Regions from separate parts of the Homo sapiens genome. Here region 1 is linked to region 2. A link is a loop called in an ENCODE intact Hi-C map of the cell type or tissue named here. Cell type or tissue: Calu3. All regions are shown on one strand. Links, peaks and the distances in the headings refer to the core of each region. The heading gives the core; the rest is flanking DNA. Region 1 overlaps RFX4 (regulatory factor X4). Region 2 overlaps RFX4 (regulatory factor X4).

Region 1 (16,237 bases), core at 5,373-13,372, 48 kb after region 2:
GGGAAAATATCTGAGGGGAAGAACAAGGGCCAGCTTGTTGAGAGGATATGGAAATCTGATATTTCCCAGGAAATACTGAGGAGCAGAGAAATTCAAAACATTAAAACGCTGCACCTTCCAGACATCGAATGCACAATGTGGAGACAGACAGCTTGTAATGTTTCAAAGCTGGGATGCACAAGGTAGGTGTCTGTCATCACACTGTATCCAAACGCACATCTGGTTACACATCTCCAGAGTTCTTTTCAGGATTCTCCAGAATGACTCCACTCACTTCTTCTCATCCTTTCAAGTCCTGGCACATTTTCCCTGGCAGCAGCCATAGCTACATTTAGATGGCATCTGCTAAAGTTTGCAGCCCCTGCCTCCACCAAACCTTACCACCAAAAGCAATATCTATAGTTCTGGGCCAACCCCTGGTCTTCCTAGATAGGTATACACACCCAGTCACTCTCACACACACACTCACATCTACACCCCAATCCCCCTTTCATCAGGAACTAAGGGAAACACTCTCCCTCTCACCCATTTGCCTGCACTGGATTCAGGCCTGATAACATCAAGGTCCTTAGAAGGGCCTGTTCTTGCAGGTGAGAACCCCCTGTGATTGATGGGACATTCTCTGAAAACTTCGTGGCAACATTCCCGAGAGAAGCTGGTTCTATTAACCAGGTAAGCCAAGAGAGCACAGTGCCCACCCGCAAGAGTTTGAGTAAAGAAAGAACTTTCCTCACGGCAGCACCTGTCCTCCACACTGTGCAATCCCACACTGGAGAGAGATGAAAGCAAGGCTACAAGAAGTGGGAGAGGGTGGGAGGTGCCATGAAAATGAAAGAGAAGACATCTCACCCATTGCACCCACTCAGATCACTCTGACCCCACAGTCTATGCCTGTAGCCAACTCTGCTCCCTGGGGCAATCCAGAATAAGTCTGGTCTCACTGGCACATTGCAGATATGAGAAGACAACCATCATTTCACCATATTTCTGGTTGAAGTACCCCCATCAAAGAACCACATTTGTTTCACCTCTTTCTTGGAAGAAATTGTTCCCATTTCTTTGCCATCCAGTTCACCTGCTTCTGGGTGTCTTCTAGTTAATCAATGTCCATGTGAACACGTGGCACTTGGGATAGACTCTGAGGGTTCAGACAATGGTCTGAGCAGTGAAAGAACCATCACCTATGTTGTTCTGGACAGTTAGAGTTCTCATGCATTCAAGGGTCTTGCATTTCAGACTATGTGGATGCAACACTCTGAGATATCCAAACCAGATTCGGGCCTTGGATCTGCAGGTGCACTTTGACCTCTGACTTCTTCCCTAGTGGAGCCCTTAGGAGTGGCATCTCCAATTCATGTCTCACAAGCCAGGTAGCTTCCTATGACTGGAAGGCCTCTATTTAGGTCAACTGAAGTCAATGTTATATACTTTAAAATTATTCTTAACAATGGATTTTGGTCTTGCAGAGGTCAAGAATTACTTAAGCAGAATGACATGTATACTGAATTTTGAATGAAACACTGTGTTCTTCCACCTTATTGATTTGTAGATGATGTGATTTCATAATAATAAAGTTCACTGTATATTGAGCTCTCACTATGGGTGAGGTATCATACAACTGCATTACATACATCATCATACTTAATACTCATCACAATCCTAGAGGTGGGTGCTATTAATAGGCCCATTTTAGAGATAAGAACACTAAGGCTCAGAGAGATTCAGTGACTCGTCCAAAGTCATCTGGCTAGTAAGAGGAAGACCAGCATTCAAATTCAGGTCATAATCACAGTTCTCTCTCCAAATGTGAACTGAGCTTTCTCCTTTTTCTATGTCCTGTTTAGTCCCCAGAACAATGTGCCAATTCTGCAGCATTTTTCTCAGTCTGCTTTGTATTCGAACTTTTCCTAAAACTCTACTTACATAATTTTGCTAAATTCATTTCCATATTCTTTGTCAGCCTTTGTCATACACAACAGCCTCTTCAGTTTAGAACTTAAACCACTTAATAATGGAGCCCGTTTTATTCTATTTCTTTTGACTCTCTACTAGTACTGTTATAAAATTTTTCCTGTAGTCTGGCCTCAATAACTGTTACATTAGTGACACACATGTCAAAGAATGCATAGCATATAAGTAGATACATCCACATATCTATAGAATTTCCTAATCATTTTCTTTTTTTTTTTTAACCACATAAGGCATGGAAAAGTATAACATATCAAAGGCGATTTTCCAAATAAAGCAAAATTCAACACACATTTATTTTGTGCCTTCCAGATGCAAGAAGCTGTGCTAAAGAGAAGCTGTAGCGGCCAGGTGTGGTGGCTCACACCTGTAATCCCAGCACTTTGGGAGGCTGAGGCGGGCTGATCACCGGAGGTCAGGAGTTCAAGACCAGCCTGGCCAACATGGCGAAACCCCGTCTCTACTAAAAATACAAAAATTAGCCGGGTGTGGGCAGCACACGCCTGTAATCCCAGCTACGCAGGAGGCTGAGGCAGGAGAATCACTTGAACCCTGGAGGCAGAGGTTGCAGTGAGCCGAGATTGCACCACTGCACTCCAGCCTGGGTGACAGAGTGAGACTCCATTCTCAAAAAAAAAAAAAAAAAAAAAAGAGAGAGAAGCTGTAGTGATATAAACATGAATAAGACTGGCTTCTGCCCTCTAGTTACCAAGTAGAAAGTAAGGCACGTGCTACTCCCTGAGCTCATGAGAGTGGGACCCTGTCATTTTTGTCCATCATCTCACACCCAGTGGCTGGCGCTGTGGCTGGCTCCATAGATGTCGCACAATAAATGCATGCTTTTTCTAAAAACTTTATTAAGCTCCTATTGTGTGGCAGGTACCATAGAAGCCATTTTCACATATGTTGTCTAAATTGGGACCAGAACAACATTACATGTTATGTTTTCATATCTCTATTTATAGATATGGAAAGTTAGGCTTGAAGCAAAAGTTCTAAAAGGAAGGCAGACTGTGATCAATGCTGCAATACTGGTACTGAGTTCTGGGGACTGCATGGGACATAGGAGAAAGAGAGTTCAGTTCATACTGGGATAACTTCCTATTCCCAATTGCCTCATTCTTGATCTATAAAAATCATCTGACCTGTTAGTAAGGACCAAGCTTGTGCTAAGTGCCCAACGGGATTTGCCTACAGCCGTGAGCAGAGGCTCCTGGGCTGTGAAGCATCCCTTCCCCTGATTCATCTGGGATTATGGGCAGAAAGGAGGAGGCAGATAATGCCTATGGATTTTCACTTTCAGGGAGTTCAGCCCACATACCTTAGAGGAAGATCTTTATGCCTCTGCACTTTGGACTGAAGATTTGGAAACCCCAATGTGAAGTTATTTTCTCGGGTACATATAATGAGGTTGAGCAGAGCCATATATAGTTATCATGTTTTCTACAAGGCTTCATTCTCTTTACAGCAGCAAAGAATAACCCAGAAGTAGCCGCATCAGGGACATGGCACGTCCAAGGCAGTTCAAGGTTCAGAGTGGTGCCTCACAAACCCATATTGACCTGGCAGGGAGGGCCTATTAAGACGGTTATCAAGAGCCAGGTAATCCTTGAAGTTTATAGCACACACTGACAGCAACCTCTTAGATTATCCCTGCATCCATTTATTCATTTTCCAATAATTATCAAGTGCCTTCGATGTTCAAACAGAGGGGATGAACAAAAGCTATTCAACAGGACACACATATATTACACAGGATATCTCTGGTGGACTAGCGTCTCAAGACCTAAAAGTATCTTGGGTTTTTTTGTTTATTCCATTTCTTTAAATCACTTATTTTTCCCACCCTTAACATGTAAGTTCGAATGACCTTGTCTATCTTGTTCAGTACCTTGTCCCCAAGAGCCTAGTACAGTACTGGGCACATAGCTGTAGCGATGCTTGTGATGAAGAAAAGTAAAGGAAGAAAAGAATAGAGAATGAGAGACAAGGAGGGGGGATTCTCCACCAGAAAGGCCTCTGGGAAGAAAGAGCCTATGAGCAGACACTGAGTTTAGTGAGGGAGCAAGGTTTCCCAAGATTCAGAGAGAGGGGACCACAAGGGCGAAGGTTACCCCCAACCCCAGGAAAGATCATGCTTGACTTGTTTGAGGAATGGCAAGAAGGCTCAGGTGGCTGATGCAGAGTGACTGACGGGGAGGTGGTGCAACATGAAAGAGAAGACAGAGACGGGCTTGGGAGAATGTGGGGTTTGGAGCTCAAATCTGACTGGATTTCAAATCCCAGCCTGGCCACTTACTAGTTATGTAACATTGGGATGGTTCCTAAATTGTCCTAAATTCCTACCTACCTGATTTCTTCAAAGATTAACTGGAATTATAAAGGTAAGGCACTTAGTGTGTTTGGCTTTAAGGGCCATAGAAAAATGAGGAAGGCATGGTTTCTATCCACCAGGAACTCACGGCTGAGTGACAGGGACAGATGCCTAATGGTGATGTCTGGCATTTATTGAGTAACCTCCAGGGCTGGTTGCCCCGCTCCACATGCTTCATCTCTGTTGCTCGCAGCAACTGAAGCAGAGACTTGACTAACTTTGATTTGCAAGAATGAAACTCAGATCCAGAGAAGCTAGTTGATGGCTGAGCTAGGTCAGGTCTGCCTGACTCCGAGGCTGGGGTGCACTCACTGCCCTCATGCCCACACTGCCCACACTGCCTCTACAAGCAAGCAGGTACCAGGAGTGTTTGGTATTATAATAAGATGCTGTGGGGCATAGAGAGGAGAGCTTCCATGGAGAGGAAAGCCTGGCTGCTTCACAGAGGGGGTGGCATTTCAGCTGGTCCTTAAAGGATTCAGCACCTGCCAGACCAAGGAGGGAAGCAGGGCATTTCAGGCAGGAGGGCTGCCTTCAGGACAAAGGCACAAAGCTGTGAAAGGCCTGGTGGTTCTGGGAAAGGTGAAGAGTTCGCCGACCTGTGACTCCCAGTGGTGGGAGACAGGTGGAAGAGTCCGTTAGGAGCAGATTGCAAAGGCCTTGCCCGCCGGGCCCACCAGGCCGCGAAGCCTGCAGGCAGCTGGGAGCCAGCCGTGGTGTTCAAGCAGTGGAGAAGTGAACACGCTGAGTTTTGTTCCTGAGGCACTGGATGAGAACAGGGAGGTCCTGACTTATGCAATACCTGCAGAAAACGCTGCCTGACTTAAAAAGTGTCACCGGGATTTAATAGAGGCCATTATTCACACTATATCAACAGTCTCTCAGGGCACTGTGCTGAGGCCTATTTTAGGAAATTGCAGCTCCAGAAACGCTACATAAAAGAGTTGACATGCCACACTCACAGCTACCAAGGCGGGCCTGGCCCCAGTTCCCCCTGAGGGTGCCAGGCCCACCCCAGTCTCCTGTCCCTGGGCCCTGGTCATTACCAGTGGAACGGCGCCGTCGAGGCCTGGTCCTGTCGCCTCCCGCACCAGGGTGGGCTCTCCTTTTGATCATTCTGTCTCAGCCCCTTTCTGTCTCTCTCCTGGCTCCCTGCCGGTGGCAGTGGCGACACACAGGAGTTTGGAGAAGCCCAGGAAGCCAGCAGCTGTGGCCTCTCCAGGGGGTGGCTCAGGTCAGTGGGTTGCCATGGCAACGCCACAGGTCCTGCCCCAGGGGCTGCTGGGTTCCAGGAAGGGGCCCTGCCCTGCCTCTGCTTTCATTCCTTCCCTCATTTACCAAATATTGATTTAGAACCTACTGTTTGACAGGCTCTGAGCAGCTAGTGATCAACATGGCAGACAAGGTCTCTGCTCTCAGAGAGCTTATATTCTGTGGCGGAGACAGAGACAAATTAGCAAGAAGACAGCAGAAAGTGAGTGTTATGAAGAAAATAAAGCCATAGAATGGGAGATCAAGAGAGGTGGGGGTGCTTTTTGGGCAGTGGGGACACTGAAGGCCTCTCTGAGGAGGTGATGTTGGAGTGCAAGGGCCTGGGTGGGCTTGGGTGTGTGAGGAGGAGCCAGGAGGCCAGCATGACGAAGCGGGAGGTGGGGAGAGCAGCAGGAAATGAGGTAGAAAGTTGGGAAGAATCCAAAGTATGTAGGGACTCGCAGACCCTCCTAGGAACTTCACATTTATTCCAAGTGCGCTAAGAAGCTATTGGAGGACTTTAAACAGGTGATGCGGACTGCACTGGCTCAGAAAGGGTAACCCACATTCATTCATCCCTGTCTGCATTTGGCAACTATTTATGGGATACCATGCACCAGGGGCTGGCTACACAGGAGGGACACAGCCTCGATAGACAGTTCTTTTTGGAAGATTAGAGTTTAGTGTGGTCAACTATAAATAATCATACAAACAGAGATGCAATTACCAAGAGTGCCACGCGAGAGAAAAAAAGGGGGGTTGGGTCTAATCTGGGGGAGTTAGGAAGCTTCTTGGAGGAAGCAGCATTAAACTGGCAGCTAAAGAATGCGAAGGCATGAACCAGGTAGAGAGGGAGGAAGCGTGTTCCTGGCAGAAGGAACAGCATGTGCGAAGTTCTTGAAGCAGGCAGAAGAAAGATGCTTTCAAGAAACTGACAAGCAGCCTGAGCATGACTACACACATTGATTCAGGTATCAACACGTGTTTCCTGATATTATCCTGCTTGATGAGCACTTTATGAGATGCTATAGGAGATGCACATACATAAGCCTTGCTTCTGTACTCAATGCTGGGTTAAGGAGTCTAGATTGTATTCAGTAGGTGGTTGAGAAGCTCATAAAGTTTTTGAGTAGAGTGGGGCATAAGCAAAGCAGTTCTGTGGGCAGCTCCATCTGGTGCTGCTAAACATATTTTAGAGGGGAGAGAATGGAAGAGGAGGCCACGGAGTAAGGGTGACCGTATCCCTTATCATCCAAACCTGAACATTTTGAGATTGAAAAGCAATATTATTAATAATTTTGCCAGGATCACATGCATAAACCAGGATTGAGCCAGGCAAACCGAGACTTACTTGTCCCCCTCTGTAGGAGGCCGCTAGAGGCTCATTATGTCTTAGAGACCTGAACTGGAGGGATGAAGTAATTTGTTTAAAAAAAAAGAATGTAGTGGAGAAAAGATAAGAACTCTTTCCAGTTAACTGTGTTCACTCCCCAGCCAATCCATGTGATCACTGGCTCTATGTCTCCTCCTCATCAGCTGGAGTCTCAATCACAATAGGACACAGGTGAGCCTGAGATGACGCTAATATCATTCTCCTGGAATATGGCTTCCCAACACAAGCACCATCACCTTCATCATCATCATCATCATCATCATCATCATCATCATCACAGCGATGACTTGCCCAAGATCACACAGTTGTTAAGCTGCTGAGCAGGGATTTGAATCTGACTCGAACCTAACTACTCACCTGTGGTTATATACTCGTAATTATATATACATTAAAGTCTCATTGTGAATTCTAAGCTGTGTCTAACATAACACCAATTGTACAATAGGTGCTCAATAATGTGGCTGCCCTTTCCCACTTTAGGGAAACTCAATATGTAAAACTCTAAAGTGGGCAAGGAAATTAACTAAGGGTCATTGCCTGCAATGTACAAGAAAAAAAAAAAAACAACGAGGAGGAAAAAAAAAAGAACGAGGAAACTCCCAACGATGCACAAATGCCGTTTGTTCAGAGATCATGAACTCACCAAGAGTCTTCAGAAACTAGAGAAAATTCAACCTAAGGTGTTCAGTGCCATCTCCTGTTGAAGATAAATTCAATGTAAAAGCAGATCTCGGCTCTGAAAATATCCCTGGGAACACTAGCATTAATGTACATTATTGCATAACCAGGTTGTAAAAATTTCATTTTCCCTCAACTTCTGGGGAAGGGTGTACCTACTACTACTTAATGTTAGCAGACTTTTTTCTTTGTTTCTATTTCTACTATAACAATATTATTAAAACATAAAATTAGGAAAAGAATCATTGAGGCCAAGGCTACTCGCTCTGCACGGCATCTGATATTATTCCATCCTTGACATCATTGCCTTTTCTACTTTTGGGTTTTTATTTTATTTTTACCTCTCCTGCTCTGTTTGGGGATGTGAATTCCCCCAAAAGCTCAGGAGCCAGGCACTCCTGGCTACAGAAGCCAAATAGATTTTAACCCAGCCTGAACTTTTGAGGTAAGCCACCAAAACACCCTTCTCCTAGGCAAAATGCTTTTTTCTTTCCTGTAAGTCTACTGCAGAAATTACATTTTAAAATATTGAAAAGAGAAACATATTTTCCCACAATCCCACCACTCTAACCCGGTAACTACCTTTCTTTTCTTTTTTTGTGTGTGTTGGTCGCAAGTCTCATATCTATAAGTGCACGTAAGAGAACTGTAACTCTAGCAAACATAGCATTTCCATTCGTTTTTCTCTTAATGTTCTATTATTATGCAGATTTTTCCTAGGTCACTACAGTCTTCATATTCATCATTGTTTGAAAGATGCCAAACGTTCCATTGAGCAAGTGTTTCCATTTTCCATAATGTTTCAATAAACGACTTGGTGCATATCATTTTTTCTTTGTTTTGAATCATTTCCTGAGAGTCACTTAGAAGAAGGAAAAGTTACCAGGTGGGATTAGTGACTAATTACCAATGAATTTTCTGAATTCTAGGCTTAATACTTACTAGCGCAATGAATCAAGGCAAATTAACTTCTTCAAACCTCAGTGTCTCCTTATGCATAATACGGATAATAATAATCTGTCTACCTCATCTTAATAGTGTGAGATTTAGGTGAACAAATGCACAGAAAGCACATAGAATACTACCTGGACCAGAGCAAGTTCTAGCCACACAGAAAAACCGTAATCCCAATAGTTTGTTTTTGACAGAGGCACCCTTTTTCCTCTTTTTCTTTTTTATTTTTGCACCCCCATCCCAACCACCTTTTTTTAGAGATGGGATCTTGCTCTGTTGCCTAGGCTGGGATGCAGTGGCACCATCATAGCTCACCACAGCCTCAAATTCCAGGGTTCAAGTGATTCTCTCACCTCAGCCTTCCAAAGCACTGGGATTATAGGTTTCAGCCACCACACCTGGCCATGTTATTGTTTTTAATGTCAGTATAATAGTTAAGACCATGGACTGGCGAGCCAAACTGCTAGATTCAATTCTGACTTCTTTGCTCTGTGACCTTAAGGCAAGGGACTCAACCTCCTTGAGCCTTCGGTTCTTCATCTGTAAAACGGAGTAGTATCAGTAACAGCTCACAGGGTTTATGTAAGAATTGAGTTAATAAGGCACATCAGGTGCCTACATGATTTAAGCATTGTATGTCTTAGCGAATGTATCAGGCCCACCTCTAAGGCATCCCACCTTAGTCTGTACCTGAAATCACCTTTCCTGTTTGATTCTTGGATCTCCCAATACAATTAAAAGAACTTGGCCTTGGACGCCAGAAAGACACTAATTCTAATCCTCCCCTTACAATTGACTAAGTAAGCTCTGCAACCCTGGGCAAATTACTTAACCTCATGGGCCTCAATTTCCTTCCTATTAAAAAAAAAAACTACCCCATGAGGTTATTATGAGGATTAGAAGAAATAATATAAGCTCCTTAAGTGCTGATTGTACTTTATTCACCCACTATTCGTTGTATTTAGGACAGCCCTTGGCCCAGAATAGCAGATCAATAGAAGTGGAGGAAAGGACAGAAAGGAGGGAGGGAAAGAAATGAATGAATGAAGCACTCACACTGTGCCTAGCACATAGTAAGGGATCCAAAGAGTGTTAGTTAATCTGTAATTTATCAGGTACAAACAAGTTTGTAATTTATCAGGCACAAACAAGTTTGCAGGGGCCCTTGGGCCAGGCTTCCTAGAAAGTAAGGAAAGAGATGCAGCATCCTTTGTAATATTAAAAATGGATTGATTTATATATTAAATAAACATTTATTAAGCACTAACTATGTGCAAGCCACTCTAGCAGATGCTATGTACTGTGCTAAACACAGATAAAAATTACACAGGCAAAACTCTTGAAAAAGGAAAAGCTCCAAATAACCATATAAAATCGGAATGAAAAATACACTTTCTTATAAGTTTTTAATTGAGATATAGGTGGCCTGGTTTAAACAAAGCAGGATCAGCTTTGGAACAACAAACCTCAGTTTGGATACTCAGTTGCTGTACAGACCAATGCATGTGACCGAATCTTACTGGTTTTACCAGGTGTACAATGGGAATGAATGATCCTTCCAATTCACTGGTTTATGAGATATTGCCTCAAAAGACTGAACACAGTGGAAGAACAAATTCTATAAAATTTTGTTTCCTTTTCCTGTGTATTAGTACGTTTTCATGCTGCTGATAAAGACATACCTGAGACTGGGCAATTTACAAAAGAAAGAGGTTTGATTGGACTCACAGTTCCATGTGGCTGGGGAGGCCTCACAATCATGGTGGAAGGCAAGGAGGAGGAAATCACATCTTACGTGGATGGCAGCAGGCAAAGAGAGCTTGTGCAGGGAAACTCCCGTTTTTAAAACCATCAGATTTCATGAGACTCACTGACTATCGCAAGAACAGCACAGGAAAGACCTGCTCCTGTGATTCAATCATCTCCCACCAGGTGCCTCCCACAACACCTGGGAATTATGGGAGCTACAAGATGAGATTTGGGTGGGCACACAGAGCCAAACCATATCATCCTATGTGGTCTTTGTGTGTGGGGGTTGGGGGAAAAGGTCTTGGAAGTCACTAGAGGACCACAAGGTTCTCCTTGCAAGTGGTGCTTAAAGCAGCTTCTGTTTATTGAGCTTTTACAATGTGCCAAGACCTGTGCTGGTTCCTTTACATATTACTTTATTTAATCCTCACAATACTCCATGAGGTGGGTATTTGAATAGTGCCATTTTACTGAAAAGCAAACTGAGGCTCAGAGAGGTTACCTAAGTTGCTGAGTTCATATATCCAGCCCATGGCAAAACCAATTCTCAGGAAGCCTGCTGGATTCCAGAGCCCGCACTGTTAATGATTCTATCGATGATTATAGACTGTAACATGCTATACAAATGGAAGGTGCTGTTCTTTTAACAGCAAGGTTTTTATGTTGAACCTATTCTAAGTGAAATCATGTCTGTAAGTAAATAGAAATGAAGCCCTTGATGATGTGTGTAAGATGTCAGATTTCCCAAAGTAACTGGCAGGTGGGAAGATACTGGCCTAGTGGTGGTGCCAGGTTGAACTTAGAAGCTCTGAGAATGATTTGAGATGAAAGGCACACATTGCATGGAGGCACCCACTCAGGGAGGAGTGCCCGTGGGCATCCTCAGCAGCCTGCTGCTAGAGTCACATCTCAAGGCCAGTGGCACCCAGTCGCCCACTGACACCCACGACAGTACACTCCAAAGAATGGCAGTGTGAGCTGCTGTCTCCCACCAGGATGAGGGAATGACTGGACCTCCTGAACTTTATGCAGTAGAGGAGGTGAACTAGAATGTAAAACTCTCAGGTCTTCCTTCTAGCTCTGGAGTTGGGGAGGCAAGGAGGCAACCTGGCTTTGGAATCACAGTAATCCGTGTTCAAATCCTGGTTTGACACTAGGGGTTTGGCCTGGACATATTGTTAACTAGGCTGTCTGAATCTCAGTTTCCCCATCTGTAAACTGGGAGTAATAATACCATAGAGTCAATATGTGAGTTAAATAAAGTAACATGCATAAGTGTTCAGCACAGTGCCTGGAAAAAATTACAAGTTTGATTAATCTGCTACTCAATTTCCAAAAGGGACTCACTTGTATAAAAAAGAAACTAATAATTTTGAAAAAACTCATTAAGTTAGCCTGCTGTCAATTATGGAAATGATTCTGATGGGGTCTCTTCCTTGCCTCCCATCCTCCCTTGGGGTCCCCCTCCCTCTCTTTCTCCCTTCCTTCTCAAAATGCTCTGTTTATCATCAGCTATCGATATACAACATACAGCCTTGGTGTTTTCATTTCTTTTTTTTTTTTTTAATCCCTCTCAATACCAAGAAAAACTTTGAGCAGAACACGGGATCCATGGGGCATCCTTGTGTAGGTCCTCCGTGGCTTGGATCCCTGTGCACTGCTCAGCTCGGCAGCCTTTCCCAGCGGCGCTCAAGGCTCAGCCGGCCTCTGTGCGAGGCTGCCCAGTACATGCGGGGCGAGCTCTGGACTGACGGCGCTCCCACTCCCAGCGCCTCCTCAGCTGTGCCCTGTGAGGCAGCCGAGGCGAGAATGCCCCGCAGCCTGGGCACCCAGAGGAAACCTCAACGTAGCAGAGAAATAATTTATTCTTGTCATCACACCAAAGTTTTCAAACTTTAAAACGCAGCCTTGATTAGAAGAAAAGCTGTGTTTTTTCTAAAAGCCTGGCATTTCTGAAAAGGTCCCCTACCCAAACCACAGAAACCTCAAAAACTCTGCCCACTGAGTTGAAAATAAAAGTTCACGGAGACCAAAGCCTTTCTCACAACAACCGCTCGACGCTTTAGAAATCTTCTCTCCAAAGCTTAAAAGTTTTAATGTTTTAACTGAGGGCCTCAAGCCCTCTGGAATTTTTCTCCCTTGTAAACTCCCAGAGCTTTCTGAGGCAGACTTATTTATTTTCTGTGATGTCCAATAATGCTTGTTGGAGAAATTATTTTACTTTTGAAAAAGGAGTCACTGAGTAAAAGAAATAAAAGTAAAAGAAATTTTAGCCCGGTTAGTAGCCATTTAAGGAGGAAGCAAACTGTGTTGATTTTCTTTTTGGGGAGGCAAATAACTTTACAAAGGCACCCTACTTCTTCCCTCACCCTAGACTTATTATCAGCAGTGGAAGTGAACACCATGAAGAAAACTTGGCAAAATGTTTAGAATAATCCATCAGTTCCACCATAAATAGGTTTGAGTTTATACCATGGACCCAATTCTGCCAATTCTGGAACTTTATAAAATCCTAATGACTTCAATAGAAACTTGACTTATTCATGAGCATTTAGATTCAGTACACAAATTATAAATATGTTCTATGTATGGACACCCCAAATTTGGACTAATCACGTTCAGAAAAAGATAACGTAGAACTCAAAAACTCTTTCATGCTCACTTTTAAAAATTATAAATCCTATAATCGCAACATTCCAAGAAACACTTCCTTCTTCAAAAGTGTAATGTAACTTGCGATGATTTGATGGCCAAGATTCAAAACAAAGGCACTGACATCATTTTATTCACAAAATGCATTTGTGTCTCAAAAATTAGATGCTGGCTTGGAGATGTAATTGTCAATCACTAATCACTCGTTAGATTATCCAAATGTCCATTCAAAATCTAGTTCAAAGACTAGTTTGCTTCCATTGACTGATACTGTATTTTCTCCAACATGATGGATTCAGGACATCAGTGCTTATGTAGTGGTAAATTTCCATTCTGATTAAATAAATATCTGCTACATTCAGCAGTCTCACTTAGGTTGTGTCTAAACACCGGTCTTTAGCACAACTACTGGGTAGCTGGAAAACACACAGGACACAAAGTGCTAACTAACCTTCACCGGGTTGCAGCCTTTTCAAAGGCTTTCTCATTGTTCTTTTAAATTAAAACAAAACAACTACAAAAATACAAATCCAACGTGTCCATTTTCACCTCTCTACTAATAATTATTGATTGCTCCGAGGCACAATAATGCTTTTATGTTTTATGGAAGAATAACCAACCAGAAAAGTGGAAACTGTACACATCTTTTGAAGTATTCCTGCCTTGAGGGTGGGATATGACACACATAAACTCCGTAATCTCCCGGCACAGGTCAATCCAGCCCTAGTTGCCTCAATTTGGACCCAATTCAACTGAAAGCAAAATGGCTGCATTTCATTCTTTTCTGCTTTTTATCATCTCTTTCCCTCTCGTAAACATTTCAAGAACTCAAAAACTGCAGTGTTAGTAAACATCAAAGTGTAAAGACAAAAACAGAACAAATGGACGTTTTATCCTCACGTTAAAAATATATATATAAATGCAAGAAAGGCAAAAGAACCAAACTCTCTCTGCATCCTGCTAAAATGAGTTCCAGAGAACGGCTCACTTGAAACTGAGTTTTCTACTTCCTGAAAACCAAGTGTAAAAATGGCTCAATCCTTAAAACAGTGATGCCTAAAAACATAAGAGGGTTGGGTGGTTGAGGGGGCTGGGGTGGGGGGAAGGCAAGAGGAAGAGGCATGAAAAATGTGGGCCATCACATTCCAGAACTGGAAGGGCATCAGGAGTTGTGGAGGGGCCTCGATCAGGGTTGTGCAACATACGTCGTCTCTGAGTACACCACAGATCTCTCTTCCAGGATTTAAATTCAAGCCCACAGGTGTTGCCTCCACAAAGACACATTTTCCACTTCCTTTAACAGACTGGAAAACACAAGGATGAAATAATGGCAAACAGGGGCATATAAAATGCCTTCTTCATGGGAAAGGTGGAGAAATAAAAATAAAATTAGTCTTTTGGTCTAAACCCTTCAGAAAAAAAATGACTTATCTCAACATTAAAACTGGGGTTGTATCTACATAGTACAAGCACATCTAGGTATTCTAAAACAGTCTACATTTTTTTTTTCAGTATTCTTATCCCCTTTCCCAACTAGACACCTAGAATAAAGTATAGGAAGGCCAGATAATTATTGTTAATAATAATAATAATATCTGCCTTTTACCGAGCAACTTTTAGGAGTCAGGCATGAAATCAAATACTTAACACGTGCAATCTTACTGAATTTTCATAACCATCCTAGAATGTAGTGAGTAGACATTTTCACAAAGAAGGAAACTGAGGCTTAGAGAAGTAAGATAATTTGCTCTGGGTCACACAGCAAGAATGTAACTGATACAGGATTTGAACCTTGTCTGATGGCAAAGCTCATGTTCTTTTCACTAAGTCACACTACATACCCCTGAAGCCATATTTTAACACATATCTGTGAATGACTTCTAGATGCAATATATTGTTTAAGTTACCTAAAGGCTCCATATATTATCATATTACTTAGCTGCTTTTGCTTCATTCTATTATTCTTCCTGTTGCATGAATGAAGCCTTGACTTTCTCAGAGACAAAGCAAATATTAACCAAAGTTTGAGTGAATCCCAAAGAAGATGAAAGTACATTTCACGTGTGTAGTAAAGGTATGAATGATTTACTTATGTCCCTATTTTTGTCAACAATTATACATTTTGCCTTTACAGTTTAAAAGATTATTTTAGCCGGACGCGATGGCTCACGCCTGTAATCCCAGCACTTTGGGAGGCCGAGGTGGGTGGATCACAAGGTCAGGAGTTTGAGACCAGCTTGGCCAACATAGTGAAACCCCATCTCTACTAAAAATACAAAAAATTAGCCAGCGTGGTGGCGGGCACCTGTAATCTCAGCTACTCAGGAGGCTGAGACAGGAGAATTGCTTGAACCTGGGAGGCAGAGGTTGCAGTGAGCCGAGATTGAGCCATTGCACTCCAGCCCGGGTGACAGTGCAAGACTCCGTCAAAAAAAAAAAAAAAAAAAAAAAAAGGGACTATTTTAACACTTTCATATAGGGAGAAAATAGCACGTCATTTACTTTTGCTAAAATGCTACGTATGTTACTGGGCATTCCTCCCACTGCCACCCTCTCCCTAATGAAAAAAAGAAAGAAAGAAAGAAGAAGAGATTGTCCATACAGCTTCATGACTAAGAGTATGGATCTAAGAGCCAGCCAGCTGGGTTGTGGGCCCTCCGCTCAAATCCTGGTTCTGCCACTTACTCATCTCTTGGATAAGCTTTCTTTTTTTAATTTTTCTTTTTTTATTGTTCTTTTCCTTCCTTCCTTTCTTTTTTATTTTTTTCTTTGAGACAGAGTCTCACTCTCACCCAGGCTGAAGTGCAGTGGTGTGATCAGAGCTCAGTACAGCCTTGAACACCTGGGCTCAAGTGATCCTCCCATCTCAGCCTCCTGAGTAGGTGGAACTATAGGCATGCACCACCATGTCCGTCTAATTTTTTAAATTTCTTGTAGAGATAAGAGTGTCACTATGTTGCCCAGGCTGGTCTCCAACTCTTGCCCTCAAGTGATCCTCCTGCCTCACCTCCCAAAGTGCAGGGACGACAGGCATAAGCCACAGCACCTGGCCATTATATCCTTTCTCTGTCACAGTGTTTTTAAAACATTTGCTTTTTAAAATACAAATGAAAAGCTAGGTCTCCTACTTGCATTCTGCCTCAGGAAAGTTAGGAACACACAATAAGAGTGATCTTGCTTCCCAAGCAATCGAGGTACAGCTTGCCAGCCCAGCTTCC
Region 2 (15,100 bases), core at 7,101-15,100:
TGATGCTGGGAACGTTTCATTCTGCACTGCCCAATATGGTAGCTTCTAGTCACATGTGGCTCTTGAGTATTTGAAATGTGGTTAATGCAACTGCTAGTGTACTGAAGTTATTATTTTGTTTAAGTTAAACAGCCACACATGGCTAATGACCAGAAGGAAGAGTCTCAAGTCAAGGTGACCCTGAGAATGCAAATGCCTTGAGATTTGCTGAAGTCTTGGGGCAGGCTTGAGACTTAAATTGAAAATGGGACTGGGGTGCTGAGGTGAAGGCGTGCGCTTAAACTGATTTTACCTAGATCAGGAGGTCAAGAAAACCACAAGCTAATAGGGTTACAAAAGTAGTTGAGGAAAAGAGAATAGAGGCTTCTTGTGCAGGCAAATTGGAGTTTCTACAAGTGGTGAGGGTTTTTATTTGTTTTGCAGAATATAAGCTAACAAATGTCTGTTTATGTCCATGCACAGACATCTCATGCAGAATTCATAACAGCAACAGTTGTAATCGCACATGGTAGGTGCTTAATAAATGTCTGAGTTATTGGATGACTGAGTAAACAGTACCTTCCATCATCCACTGACATCATCTCAGTTGACTCTTGCAACATCCCCCTGAGGAAGCTGGGGCAGCTGAGGCTTAGAGAGGTTAGATAATAAGTCCAGGAAAGTCAGGATTCTTGGTCTTTTGGTTCACCCAACCTGTCCCCAACCTGTATGTAAGAGGCCTCATCTGGGCTTTCCACTGTGGCCTCTGCGAGGGGTTTGTAGGTGCCACTGAATATTCCAGGACCGCAAACTCCTGACCAAGCTCTGGTAGCATACACATCCACCTTGTGTGCTCTCCCTTCTCCCACCTGCTGAGGGGCACCTCCATAGCAGAGCCATACTGAGTTCCTTTCTGGGTCCCCACTGCCACTACTTAACACAGGGCCTGCCACACAGCCAGTCTCTACCAATACTGAAGGATTGAAGAAATGAATGAAAGAAATAGCCAAAGGTAGTTTCTCCACTGACTTTTAAAAAAACATCCCTTTCACTTTGGAGAAATCATGTTAATCAACACAAAAATGTTTTTTCCTCCCCAAGTCATCACAGAGCATCCTCCCATTTATTGAATGGAGCCATTTCTCAGCCACTCCATTTTTGGGCTCTCCAGGGTGGCTGGCTCAGCCCTAACACGGCTCTTTGTCTTTTCCTACTGATGATTTATCTTTTGGGGATCTGAAAAGGGAATTCCTGAAACTCATACACTGACCTCTTTCTGCCATTTCAGCCCTTCGTATTCCTGCACTCAGAAAACTGATAAAAAATCATGGTACAGAACAAGCCTATTTTTGTTAGCAGATGCAGAAAAAATTACACATAGAAAAAGGAAGCTAACAAAAGGAGGAAGGTTTAGATGTATTGACTCAAATTGGGTATTTTTTTGGTGTAGCCATCAAATAAATAAATGATCAGTCTTAAAGAATGCCCCAACAGCTTTCCTTGGCCTATTAAATGGGAATGATCACTGCTAACAATTTTTTGTAGACATAGCTCTAAATGTGGATTGCATTTTTTTTATAAGGTGGAAAGAGAACAGTCTGGACTGTAGTGATAATGCAAATAGTACCACTCTTTGCAGAGGACTCCCACACCTCCAATCTAAGGATACAGGGCCATTTCCAGTTTCTCCAGGCATCCACATGACTAAGCCAAGCAGGTTGCCTGTCCCAGGCTGATTGACATCCATGTAACACACTTGTGAGTTCAATATTTGCCTCTCAGAGAAAATAAGTGACTTCATGAAAATTAAGTACTGAGGAAATTCAAGTGAGACATTGAATTTCTTACTTTACAATGTTTTTGAATTGTTTGAAATTTTGATAGCAAAGTATTACAGTGAAGTTGAAGTTGTCAAAGTACCAAAGTAAGTAAGTACTTTGATAACTTAAAAAAAATAACTAAAATGCTTTAAAACTGTGCATAAATTACTTAAAGTTGGGGTGGTAGGGAGGACAAGCCTGATGAGGCTGGACTCACCTTTCCAAAGCTGGCAGCATTGACAGGTTGGGTATCATTCTTCTCGCAGAAATCCAGGTAATGCATATAGAGGGCACTGCGAGGGATGCAGACCCCCTCTGCAATCTCATAGTTCTCCTCCAGCCTAGGGAAATAAACGCCCAATGAGCAAAAAATGTGTTACCTTCCCCAAGCAAGAACGGTCTGTTCTTTCTAGTCCTCCAGAGATGGGCAGTCCTTAGAAATAACGTTCTTTCTACAGGTGGAGAAGCTGGGGCCCAGGAAGACAAAGCAAGCTGCCCAAGGTCATGCCTGGCATTAGTGGCTTGGCAGTGTCAGAATCCTGGCCCCTTTGGGTATGACACCAGGCTACTTTTTCAGCCCAAATTCCCAGATCCTCTACTCTGTACTGTCATTGACCTGGCCTTGTTCTGGCTAGATCAGATACATGCAAACTCCAAAAACTACATAGGGTCTTGTGGGTGCCCCAATCAGCCAGGAATGGAACCACAGACCAACTTGAGGAGCCATTTGTAACAGCTAAAAGCCCAAGGAGGATGTGTCAACATCTTGGAGCTCCTTGGCTGACAAATGCTATGGAGGGGGATTGTCTGGGAAAACCAATGCCCCAGGAGAGGCCTGTATAGCTGTACAGACACTGATCTGCTGACTGAAGGGAGGTCTCATGACCAGAGGAGGAAGTTGGCCCCATGATTACTTTAGAATCCTCTTCTCCTCTGCTGTGCTAGGAATAATGATTCTATACCCATCACCTTCTTAGTGAGTCTCCATTAGGGATTCTGTAGGAGAGATTTTCTACAACTGGGTTTACATCCCAGCCTTGTCACTTGCTGGCTTGGTGACCTTGGGCAAGTTACTTAAGCTCAGGCCTCAGTTTCCTTTTGGTGGGATTGAATTGTAAGTGCCTCCTAAAGTGGTTATAATGATCAGACGAGGTAACGTGTGACAAGCATCCGCATGGTGCCTGGCACGTGCATGGGAAGCACTGAGAAGACGTCAGACCTCCTCATGATTCGTTCTTCCTCTCCAGAAAACATTTTTGGGCACTATATGTCCTGACCGTGTGCTAAATATTGGGGATATAAACAAAAATTAGATACAGGGTTTAAAAAATTTATTATTCTTTAACCCAAACACCAGAATGTAGGCATCCAAATAAATCTTGCCTCCATTGTCCTAGGCACTCTGGAAAGTTAAATACCTTTCCCAAGAAAACTGCTGTGGCACAAGACAATTTGGGAACTTCTCTTAGGGTCATGCCTTCGAAGCCTGGGGCACCTACTGCTAAATCAATGCACCAACAGGAAACATTTCTCCTTTGATCATTAACTAGATTTTAGGAAACAACCCAAAGTTATTTGGAAGCAAGTTTGGGGGATAAAGTGACTGGAAAACCATCCCCCACCCCCAATTTTTTGGTCAAAAATAAGGCATAATTCCAAAGTGATGAAATAAATGTCCTCAAGTGGCTTCAAAACTCCCTCTGAGAGCATTTGCCAAAGAAGTGGCCCAGCGCTGTCGTAAGTGAAGTGGAATGAGGACACGGCCCCCCAAGGTGCCCACTTGAAAGGGCAGCACTCGCTCAACTTATTCCAACATGTGATTGCAAGAACATCAGTTCAATCATTTCATACCCAAACCCCACAGAGGGGGAATACAACCCTAGGGACACAGACCTGTCAGCACCAAGACAAAACCTGGTGCTGAATAGTCCCCGATCATCTCATCTACTTCCCGCGCTTCTGGGATGGGGAACATTGAGTAACTTGGGATAGTTTTTAGAAATGTTCCCAGAAAGAGTTGATGTAATCCTTTCTAGGTGATCAAATTCCTTGAGGCTGGGATAGTGTCTGAGTCAATTCTGCATCATTGAGGTCCAGCATATTCCTTGGCACACAGTAGGGGCTCAGTAAGTGTCTTATGGATAGATTATTTCAGTCATTTATTCATTCAACAAATATTTATTGATCTTATCACCTGCCAGGCGCTGGGGATATCACAGTGAGCAAGATAGTCCATGCTTGCATACAGTGAACAGATTAATGGTAGACAGATGGACAAAGACACAGATAACCTTTAACTCAACAAATATTTACTAAGTGCCAGGCAATGTTCTAGACATTAAGGAAACAGTGGTGAACAAAACAATGGTCCTGTCCTGAACAGGCTTACATTCTGATGTATGTCTTTGACATCATAAATTGGAATTCTAAGTGTGTTTTCCAGTGGGAAAAGGGTTTCACATAAAGAATAGGTTTCTTAGGACTGTCCTAAGTTTCAGGTCCAGTATGAATGAAAATCAGCCTGGGAGGTTAGCCTGGACCCCTAACTGCCATTCGCGGCATTGTTTCTCTATAAAAGTGAGTTCAGAGGTCCAAATAACCAGCTCGCGTACAAACTTGTAGGGGCCATCTGAATAAGACAGCTTTCTCAAACTGGGGTCTCACAGACATGCTTTGTTTTGGCCTGAACAGTGTTGGCCCAATTTTTAAAATTCAGGACATTGCACATAAGAATCTGGATTTCTGGCTTCTTTTGAAAAAGCTGAGATCTGGCAACACTGGACCCATATTCCCGCACGACAACAATTGGCCAGAGCTACATGTGCCCTGAAGTTGGCCAGAGTCCTCACTCCTCCCTATTTCTTTGTACCCTGTCTATTTTCTGTTCCTTGTCTGGCTCCTGTAGGCACTTGTGTTGGCATAAGACATGATCTATGTCCTAGTTAACTTTGCAGTCTATTTGGGGAGACATATGCACAAGAAATAATATTTAATTACTATAAACTCCTGACCATAGGTACAGTTGAAGGTGGGAAAACAGAGAGATTGATGTGTAGATGAGAGTAGATAATTAAAGTTTCATAGAAGAGTTGGGTTTAGGATTGTGTAACAACAACAGTTAGCATCTGTTGAGCTCTTACTAGGTGCTGGGCACTGGGTATCCATGGTCTCATTTGACCTCACAATAACCGTATGGCATGAGGTAGGTATTTATACATATGTTTCAGGATAGGAATCTGAGGCTCAGAGGGTGTAACTCATTTGCCCAGTCATGCAGCTAGTAAATAGGAGGGTTTGTCTCATTCCAAATCTCTCTGGTATTCTGCCACGGTAGTTGGGGGAGGGAGGGAGGTTCCAGGCAAGTAGAACAGCAAGGATGGGAGACAGTGCCATGTGCTTTTAATGATGGAGATGCTGATCTGAGTAAAGAGAGAAGGAAAGGGTATCTAAAGGGAAGAACTATGGGAGGTGGAGGGAGTCTTTAAATGCCACACAAATGGATATGATTTGGCTTAAGAATTTAGCACCCACTTGGAGTTCAAGAGTTACTATAAAAATGTTATTTTCAGAAGAAGGTGGTAGAATTGTACTCAGGAGGACTGAAAGAAACAAAGACTCAAAGGAGTCGGGAAGACCTGAGTGCTTCCGGGATGCTATAGGAATAATAATGATGATAATAATAATAATATCATCAGTAACAACAATAACTGACATTAATTTAAAGCTTAATACGTTCTATTTGCCAGGAATGGCTTGAGTATAATAAAAGAATGTCAAACAACAAAACAACAACAAAACACCTGTCTCATAGGTATCATCTTAGACTTTTTTTTTTTCTTTTGAGACAGAGTTTCGCTCTGTCACCCAGGCTGGAGTGAAATGGCGACATCTCGGCTCACCGCAACCTCCGCCTCCCCGGTTCAAGCAATTCTCCTGCCTCAGTTTCCTGAGTAGCTGGGACTACAGGTGTCCCACACCTGGCTAATTTTTGTATTTTTAGTAAAGATAGGGTTTCTCCATGTTGGCCAGGCTGGTCTCGAACTCCTGACCTCAAGTGATCCTCCCACCTCAGCCTCCCAAAGTGCTGGGATTACAGGCATGAGCCACAGCGCCTGGCCATCTTTGACTTTTGAGAGTTCCATTAAGCAATTTTTAAGAGATTTGACTTCAACACTTGTAGTGGAACATTTTCCAGTCTCATGCATACACATGAACAATTTGGGCAACTGCAATTTTGTGTATGACAAGCTGTGGGGAAGATAAAAGTATCCCTTTTTGCTTATTTTTGCTAATGGCTTCCTAGAATTTATTTTGGCTAAAAAAAAATCCATGAACACACTAAACAAATGTGTATTTCAAACCATTCAGAATTCATCTTGCATATGATTATTTAAATTGATAGAAATCCTTTAAAACCAATTAGATTTTTTAAAGCATGGGAGTGGCATGATCAATGCATTCTTTGGAAAGTTTGCTCTGTACCTCTAGGGGAGGTGGCCCAGGAGGACGATCAAAGCCTGGCACATAGTGGCTGATTAATTAGGACTTGTTGAATGAATGAATGAACACAGGAGACCAATTAGGAGCTACTATAATAGTTCTGGCAGGAAATGATGGGGCATGAACTGAAGCAATGGTTGTGGGGGCAGAGGTAACACTTAGGGTGTGGGCCTCATGCTGCCAGATGTGAGGAGGACAGGAGTAACCAAGCAAACCCTCAGGTTCCTAACTGGGCAGAATGGATGAATGGGGGGCTCCATTCTCCACTACCAGAAATGCAGAAGGAGAGGACAGTTAAGGGTGAAAATCATGCTTTCAAATGCAGCATTAAACAGCATGAGTTTCTAAGTAAGTTACTTTATTTAAGCTCCTTGTGCCTCAGTTTCCATTTGCTGTTCTTGTGGCTTGTGTGCTTACTAAATCTGGCCAAGAGGTCAAGATTAAAATACAAGATCATGGTTAAGAAACATCACATCAAATGAACCCATAGCAGCAACAAACTATTCAAATCAGATGGGTGTAAGTCATGGTTCACACAGGCTGGGCTAATTAAACAGTTACCTGTCAAAGGCCAGAGCCTCCTAAATTACTACATTTCAGCCCACGTTTTGTTCCTCTTTCCGGAGCTTCTGAGCCTCAAAGTAACTAGGTGGCTTATAACTATGAAGCATTTTAATAAGCTCTATGAACAAATGGATGTAATTGGCATGGAAGGGCCCCTTTGATGCTTGATAAGTTTCTACAGGAATAGCATCATGACACCTTTGCCCAAAACCAGAGGTTCTGCCTATCTACTAAAGTTGCTAATTGGAATGTCCACTTCCCTGACCAAAGCATGGCAGAAAGAAAGGCAGTTAATTATTCTTCTTCATATCTGATGAAATTTTCTCGTTTCCTCCTCTCTTTTAGAGGACATCATTAGTCTGACATGGTGAACAATGCTCCATTATACCTGGGTTTTTTTTAATGATCACAAAAAAATTCCCACTTCTTCCATTTTCCTTATCTTCTATTTAACAACTTGATTATATTTGAATTGAGCCTATCCTATTATGGAGAGATAATGAGCTCAGTCTGCTAGCTAACATGAGTCATTATCTGAGTTATATATTTTTAAGAAGACTTCCTCACAAGGTTTCAGCATGTGGCCTCCTAAGGCACATGGAGGAAGCTTTGTATCAGCACTTTACAATGAAAAGCAAATGTTTCGGCACCTGGCATCATTTCCCACTGTCCTCATTTTAAACCTGTGATTTCTTATATGTATATGCAGAGATCTTTTAAACTGATTAGATGTTTTATAGCATGGGGGCAGCATGATCGATGTATTCTTAGGAAAGGTCGCTCTGCGTCAGTTCAAAGTGCCCACTCCTCAAGTTCTTGCACACATGTCAAGAACAGAAACTTTTTCATTCTCTTTTACCAAAAAAAAAAAAAAAAAACCCCACAGGATTTTTTTTTTTTACAGAAAGCCCAGACTTTACAAGACAACAGGATTTTTAAAAATATTAACTATTTTAACTTATCACTGAAGTTGTCACAGAGATCTGAGACTGTAAACTATGTAGAAAAAAAAAAAACCCTTGCTAAGCAATCAGGACAAGACAGTAGTCTACACCCGTCAACGGCTCCCTGTTCCCTCTCCACAAAAGTCTGGATTCCTGACCGTGGCATCCAAGGCCCCTGGCTCCTTTTCCGTCCTGCTTTCCCACACGTATACCTCTTTCCAGCCAACTGGATCGTTTCCTGCTCCTGAGACACACCTTGTCACCTTCCACCCACACACACGATCCATCACCTTCCTACCGCAGGGGATGACCTCCTCCACCGTGTTCCACGCATCAAGGCGCAACTCACATTTCTCTTCCATGGAACTATGTTCAGTGCACACTCAACCCCATCTGCTAACCACTTCTTCATCCTTTCCTCCCTGCCAAATTCATTTATTCATTCAATAACATGTAGAGTGCTGCAGTGGTCTAAATGCCAGCTGCTGTTATGTCTGTAGGAAAAGCCACATCCTCTGCTTGTAAAGCTCTCACTACTTCCCAGGGATGGCCATGGTTCCTCATAGCTTATGGCTCAAATAGCTTCATCAGGAGCCAGCACTGGTTTTAGAGTTTGAGATCACTGACTTTGAATCCTGCCTCCACCACTTACAAGCATATAGCCTGGGGCACGTTACTTGAACTCTCTCACTTCCTTCATCTGTAAAATGAGAGAAACTGTACCATCTCCCAAGCTTGCTGTGAGGACTAGACAAGAATCCATGCACAGCCTGAGGCCCTTTATTGTGGGGGACACTCAATAAAGAGTAACAATTAGCATTATTTTACAATATTGTGGAATATTCAGGTAATGTTTTGTATCTTAAACTGAAAGTCCTTTGATGGCAGGGATCAAACCAAATTCCTATTGATGTTAACATAGTTCCTAGCACTGTGTCCTGAACACAGTCAGTAAACACTGCAGGAGGAAGGAGGGGAAAGGAGGAAAGGCCAATAAGAAGGAAGGCAGGCTTTTGCACAGGTCAAGGGATTCTGGTATTTTATTAATCTTAATATCTGGGTAGTTAAAGGAAAAGCATGGTTAATATTAATATATTTGATTTATATTTTCAAGTGCCTACCCTGCGCTAGGGATGTTCATATTGGCTATCACTACCCCCACAAGATGAGTAAACACTATGCCCTAGGACATAGAGGAAGAAATGGAGGGCCAAGGAAGTAAAGTGGCTTGTCCACAGCGACTCTGCTGGGAAAAGCTAGGCTTAAAAAGTATGAACTCAGGTATGATGCCTCTAAAGTTCTCACTATGTGCCAGAGACTGACATTCATTTGGTTAGTCAGAATACATTTATTGAGCACCTACTATATGCCAGGCACTGTAGAATACAGCCATGAACAAGAAGATGCTACTCTTGCCCCAGCCTTTAAGAAACTGACAGTTTACCAGAAGGAAGATGGGAGCTAGGGAGATAACACCACCAGACAGCAAATGAATAGAAAACAGTGGGCTTTGGCTCATACAGGCTCTGGTTAGGACTGAGGCTAAGTCTAGAAAACTCCAAAGCAAAATAAAACAAACAAAAAAACAATCTATTTCATTACACAACCATTAAGCCATGCTTTGCTGCCAAGTAGACGAGCCAATCAGAAACATGCATTTGTGTGGACACTGACATTTCTCAGGGGACTTCAGCTGACCCAGCTTCCTTGTTGTTGAGGATTTCCCTGGGGAGTCAGGAATGTCCCCCTCTTTGTGTAGAAAGAGACTACCTTGGTTTCCTCCTCTTTAAATACAGGTAGCTGTCCTGCCTTCTCTACAGGATTTTCATGAGGATTAGGTGTGCTCAGCAGTGACATCACCTGACAAGCCTGGCATCCCACGGGTGATTGCTGAACCTGTAGGTTTGGCTGATGTGGGGCAATGGACTGAATCAGAGATTTATTCCTGCCATTGTAATGTCTAAACTGGACCAGAACAGTAGTCATCCAATTCCTACGCTGGGTTTGACCTACAACCTACTGAATTAGTGTTCTAGTAAGGCCTGGGCTTAGGTAGCTTCTGGAATCTCTCAGCTCAGTTTTTGGTTATTCAAGTCCCCTCTTTTTTTTTTTTTTTTTTTTTTTTTTTTGGATAAAACTAGGCAATGTATTAAGCACAGTGTTGCAATTTCCATTTGGTTCCGAATGCTTCTTTTGGGGCCTAGGCTACAGGTTTGCAGCCCAGAGCTCTGGTTGTCCTGGACAGTAGCTGAGGTGATTTTGGCACCATCCCCTACCAGAAGCTACCTCCTCAGTGGTCCCTTTCCACCTATACCCAGTACTCTACTCATCTCTACTGCACTTTGCCATTATGAATAAGGCCCCGCAGAACATCTTCGTATGTGCCCCCTTACACACCTGTGTGGGAGTGTTTCTCCCTGCCAGCATCAAGAAGCACAGCTGCTGGCTGCATGTGCTTCAAATGCTAATGGATTGCAAAATTGCCCGTCAAATGGCTTTACCATTTGACACATTTACCCACAGCACAAAATACTTTTTTTAAAAAAAGTTGTGGTTCCACAACACAGCATCTCATTCCCTGAGAAATTTCTGCCCTTGGCATTGGGTTGTCCAGCTTAACTGACCTTTCTCCATCTGTAGCTGAGGTCATCCGGAGGGACACAGTCACATCTAGTGGCATTATCTATCAACACTGGTTGTGTTCAGAGCTAAAAGTGTTCAGCCTCCCTTTTTAGAACCATGTTACCTAACTCACATTATGAAAGCAATGTTCTGTCACTGTTGAGTAAGAATCAAGTCACAAAAGGGTGCAAAATGTCAGTTATCGGTTACATCCAATGAGTCTGATCTAGCAGCTGTGATCTGGTCTAAAATGTCAATGTATTTCTTCTTTGGAACAGTGCCAAACCCAATGTCTTACCTATGACCTTCCAGAACATTCTAAAGAGAAATTATAAATTTCTTTTGTTTCATATTAATTTGGAATATTGATAGCTTGTCAACCACCCAAGTCCTCAATTTAATTTTTTTCAAAAGAAAGGAAAATCTCCCCCCAATCCCCCCCGAAAGTGACAATTTGATCTTCTGTCCTCCTTTTTGGAAGAGCCTCATTTCTTCAGTAAATTGCTGGAAGGGAAAACGTCCCCACCCAGAAGGCGTACAAGGAGCTCTGGGTAAGGGCGGCAAGGGTGGCGGGCGAGGGCGGGGCACGGAGGGGGCATGTGTTGGCAGCAAGTAGGCCGGGACTGCGGAACAGGCTGCTTTCCATTTCGAAATTCTCTGCATGAATAGAGGTTATTGTGCGGCCGGGATTCCAGCAGCGCTCACCATCCCCAGTGAGTTGGGATTTACTAACCCTCGTGACCGAGGATGCTGGAAAGTGTTTGGCAGAAGGCATTTGACAATATTTGCCTGTTTTCTGCTGGGAGTTGCCTCCAGATCACGTGTCCCCAATTATTTTAGGCTGCTTGGCTGCTGTATTATTTGTTCTTAGAGCGGTGTTATTTGTTCTAGGGGGAGGGGGAGGGGGTTTGTGGCAAGGAAGGGGAAGAAGGAGAAGCAAATAGCTCCTAACCCAATTCCAATAACAAGCCAAATGTCCCAGGAGAGCTCGACACTGTCAGGCGGGTGGCGGGCGCCTTAGTGGTGCGGCCAGTGTCCTTTCCTGGGCCTGCCCTCCTCTCTGTCCTCAGGGGCTGGCCACTGCCGCTGGAGAGAGGGCACAGCATGAAGGACATAAATGCCTCAGAGAATGAGATGCTTGTCCTAGCATTAGGTTCCTGTTTTGTTTTGTAAGTATTTTGCACTGCAGATGAAGATATAAAATGGTAAAGCCATTTGATGGGTAATTTTGCAATCCCATCAACACTTTAAGTGTTAATGGAGCAATTCTGTTTCTTGATACAGACATGAAGAAACACTCCCACGGTGTCCAAGGGGGCACACACGAAGATGTTCCGTGAGGCCCTACTTGTAATGGCAAAGATGAGATTTGAACAAAACTTAAATGTTCATCAAAAGGGAAGTGGCGCCGGGTGGGGTGGCTCATGCCTGTAATCCCAACACTTTGGGAGGCTGAGGCCGGTGGATCACTTGAGGTCAGGAGTTCAAAACCAGCCTGGCCAACATGGTAAAACCCCATCTCTACCAAAATACAAAAATTAGCTGGATGTGGCGGTGCGCGCCTGTAATCCCAGCTTCTTAGAAGGCTGAGGCAGGAGAATTGCTTGAACCTGGGAGGTGGAAGTTGCAGTGAGCCGAGATCACACCATTGCACTCCAGCCTGAGTGACAGAGCAAGGCTCTGTCTCAAAAAAAAAAAAAAAAAAAAAGGGGAAATGGCAACATTAATTCTGCCATTGTCTTATGCTAAACACTGAGCTGCAGTTAAAATGAGGTTGTTCTTTATGAACCATGAGTGTAGCTTCAGGACATTCTACTAAGGAAGAAAGCAAGTAGTGGATCAATACAGCATAACAGGTTGCGGGTCAATATTTTTAGTGTGATACATCTGCATGCTTTTTATAAAGGAGACAATGCTAAATTAAAAACCATACTTCAGAAACTTCTACAGATACATATGTGTGCAAATTCATAGGGAAGGGTCTGTAATACATATCTACACATATGTATACACACAAGTGCACACATGCACACACATGTCTCACTGAATAGGGTTGCTTTTGAGGAGAAGGCAAAGAACTACAAGGAGAAATGGACTGGAGTCTTACCTATAATGTTTTTAATTTTTTAACAAGGAAATGTATTTCTTGTGTAAACAAAATAAAAGTAAAGCAAAAATATATTTATTAAATTTACTTATATCCTGGGTTTTTTTTTAAGCTAGCAAAAGAAGAAGAAAATTAGACAAAGGAAAGAAGTGATTGCAAAAGTCTGTAAGCATCAGATTTAGCTCTCAACCCCACGGCAGCCACAGCAAAAAGGGGACACGTTGTAAATCATGTCACTTTTCCTTGTAAAATGGAGGGTGCATCCACTCTCTTTTGAGAGAGAAAGTTTTTATACTGAAACCATATTTTTTAAAAGATGATACATGTGCAGCTTTACGTAGGAGGTCACATGTTCTCCACACCGTTTTAAGCATGACTGTTCCTATCTAAGTTTAATGTCCTACTTTCTTTTCCCTACTGCTTATGTAGCCTCTCCCCTGCCTGCCTCTCCCACCTCATCTTGTGTCATTCTCCTCCATGTGTGCTATGCTCCAACCACATGGGCCACCTTCTCGTGGGTCCTTCAGCAAGCTCAGCCTGCTCCCATCCCGGGAAGGAGTGGTGGACGCTGAGTGTGCCCAGACTGCCCTGAGGCACTGAGACATTGTTCCCCCTACTGGGAGGCTGAATCATTCCAAGGAGTGATCCTCAGCAAAACATGAAGGCAACCGCCTCTCCCAAGTTACACCCCCACCCTGGGGGCAGCCTGTATTCAGTGATGGACAATGGGGTTGGGGGATAAAGGTCTGGATCCGTTGCTTTGATTCAGATCATTTTTAACTGGCCATCTCCACCTCAGAACTCCCTGTAGGATTGGCTGAAGCCTCTGTGATAACCTCTTCACTGCCTAACACCCCCTCTGTCTATTCCAGCATCCCTCACACCCCTATGGGCGTGGAGGCTGGGCGCATGCCCTAATAAACCACCTGTAGGCACAACTCTGCTCAATCTGGAGAGGTCACCTGCAACAGTGGGGCCTTTGTAGAAGCTGTTCTCTCCACCTGCAACATTCCCCTGTCCCTGGTTTTCACACTGTCATGGTGTCATACATGTATCCACTGAAATGTCACCTTCTCAGAGAAACTTGCCCTTACTGCTCAACCTGAAATAGCCTCTCAGACACTATCGTATTAGCCAAGCTAAAGTCTCTGCACAGCACTTCTCACTATCTAATGCATTACTTGTTTATCTATCAATCATTAGTTGTTTTTTTAAATAGAGACAGGGTCTTGCTCTGTCACCCAGGCTTGAGTACAGTGGCACAATCAGGCCACTACAGTCTTGATCTCCAAGGCTCAAGCGATACTCCTGTCTCAGCCTCCAGAGTAGGTAAGACTGCAGGCTTATGCCACCATGCCCAGCTAAGTTTTTTGTTTTTTGCAGAGACAGGGTCTCACTATATTGCCCAGGCTAGTCTTGAGCTCCTGGCTTCAAGCGATCCTCCCACTTCAGCCTCTCAAAGTGCTGGGATTACAGGCGTGAGCCACTGTGCCCTGAGTGTCATTAGTTTAATGACATATATATACGGGCACGGTGGCTCACACCTGTAATCCTAGCACTTTGAGAGGCTGAGGAAGGTGGATCACATGAGGTCCAGAGTTTGAGACCAGCCTGACCAACACGGAGAAACCCTGTCTCTACTAAAAATAAAATATTAGCCGGGTATGGTGGTGCATGCCTGTAATCCCAGCTACTCGGCAGGCTGAAGCAGGAGAATCACTTGAACCCAAGAGGCGGAGGTTACAGTGAACCGAGCTCACGCCATTGCACTCCAGCCTGGGCAACAAGAGCAAAACTCCATCTCAAAAAATAGATATAGATATAGATATAGATATAGATATAGATATAGATATAGATATAGATAGATATAGATATAGATAGATATAGACATAGATATAGATATTTCCCCTTTTTCCCCTGTCATCAGCTCCTCTTCTTGGTCTACCTTATCCACCATTGCATTTCCAGAGCCTAGAACAAGGAGCTAGCAAATACCAGGTGCTCAGTAAACATTTATTGAATTAGTTAATGACTGAAATTCTATCTTAAACATATAATATAAAGATAATTAGAGCAAACGTTAATGTTCTTTGAACAACTTGATGTCTTTTGATAAGAATAGGCGAATATGTACAAATTCTCAGATTTGGTTTGGCTTTGAAAATAGACTTATCATTAAAAAAAATTCACTGTCTGACCTTGTGACTTGGAGGGTGAAATTTCTTCTGGAATGATCTATGTGACCCTTTATTTAGAAAAACAGATATTTTGTGCAGAATTAGGTACCATAGAAGGAGAACTGGCTGTGCCTATGCCAGGGAGGAGACGGGGCCTGCTCCAGGTGGTCCCTGTGGGTCTCAGAAGGAAGGAGTGTGCTGAGGGAAGGACTGAGCCCCACCCCATGCCAGGTGCTGTTCAAGCACCTTCTATAGAACAACTCATTTCATCTTCATGACTACCCTATGAGCTAGACACTATTGCTATCCCCATTTTACAGGTGAGTAGACTGAAGCACAGAGAGGTTAAGGACCTTGCCCAAGACTTCACAGCTTGTAAGTGGCAGA

The links. Peaks named below come from ENCODE experiments on the same cell type or tissue, not always from the same donor. Only the 100,000 strongest peaks of a DNase experiment are listed, where the experiment ranks them.
Region 1: a loop joins it to region 2, with 2.0 times the contacts of the local background. A loop is called at or near these places in 3 of 110 quality-filtered maps.

Annotation. Positions count from the first base shown.
Region 1 is chr12:106,590,498-106,606,734 of GRCh38, reverse strand. All of the region lies in intron 1 of RFX4 (regulatory factor X4), which reads right to left. All of the region lies in intron 1 of LOC100287944 (a long non-coding RNA gene), which reads left to right. Among named protein-coding and RNA genes, the nearest start is that of RFX4, 16 kb to the right of the region's middle. RefSeq lists a silencer at 5,410-5,704. In Calu3, for the core only: no CTCF peak of the experiment used is centred there; a DNase peak (open chromatin) is centred at 5,604.
Region 2 is chr12:106,641,268-106,656,367 of GRCh38, reverse strand. It overlaps RFX4 (regulatory factor X4), which reads right to left. Exons shown (of 18, transcript NM_213594.3): 4 at 2,017-2,140. The region is part of intron 1 of LOC100287944 (a long non-coding RNA gene); the gene reads left to right. Among named protein-coding and RNA genes, the nearest start is that of RFX4, 66 kb to the right of the region's middle. RefSeq lists an enhancer at 11,432-11,933. In Calu3, for the core only: no CTCF peak of the experiment used is centred there; DNase peaks (open chromatin) are centred at 11,077 and 13,107.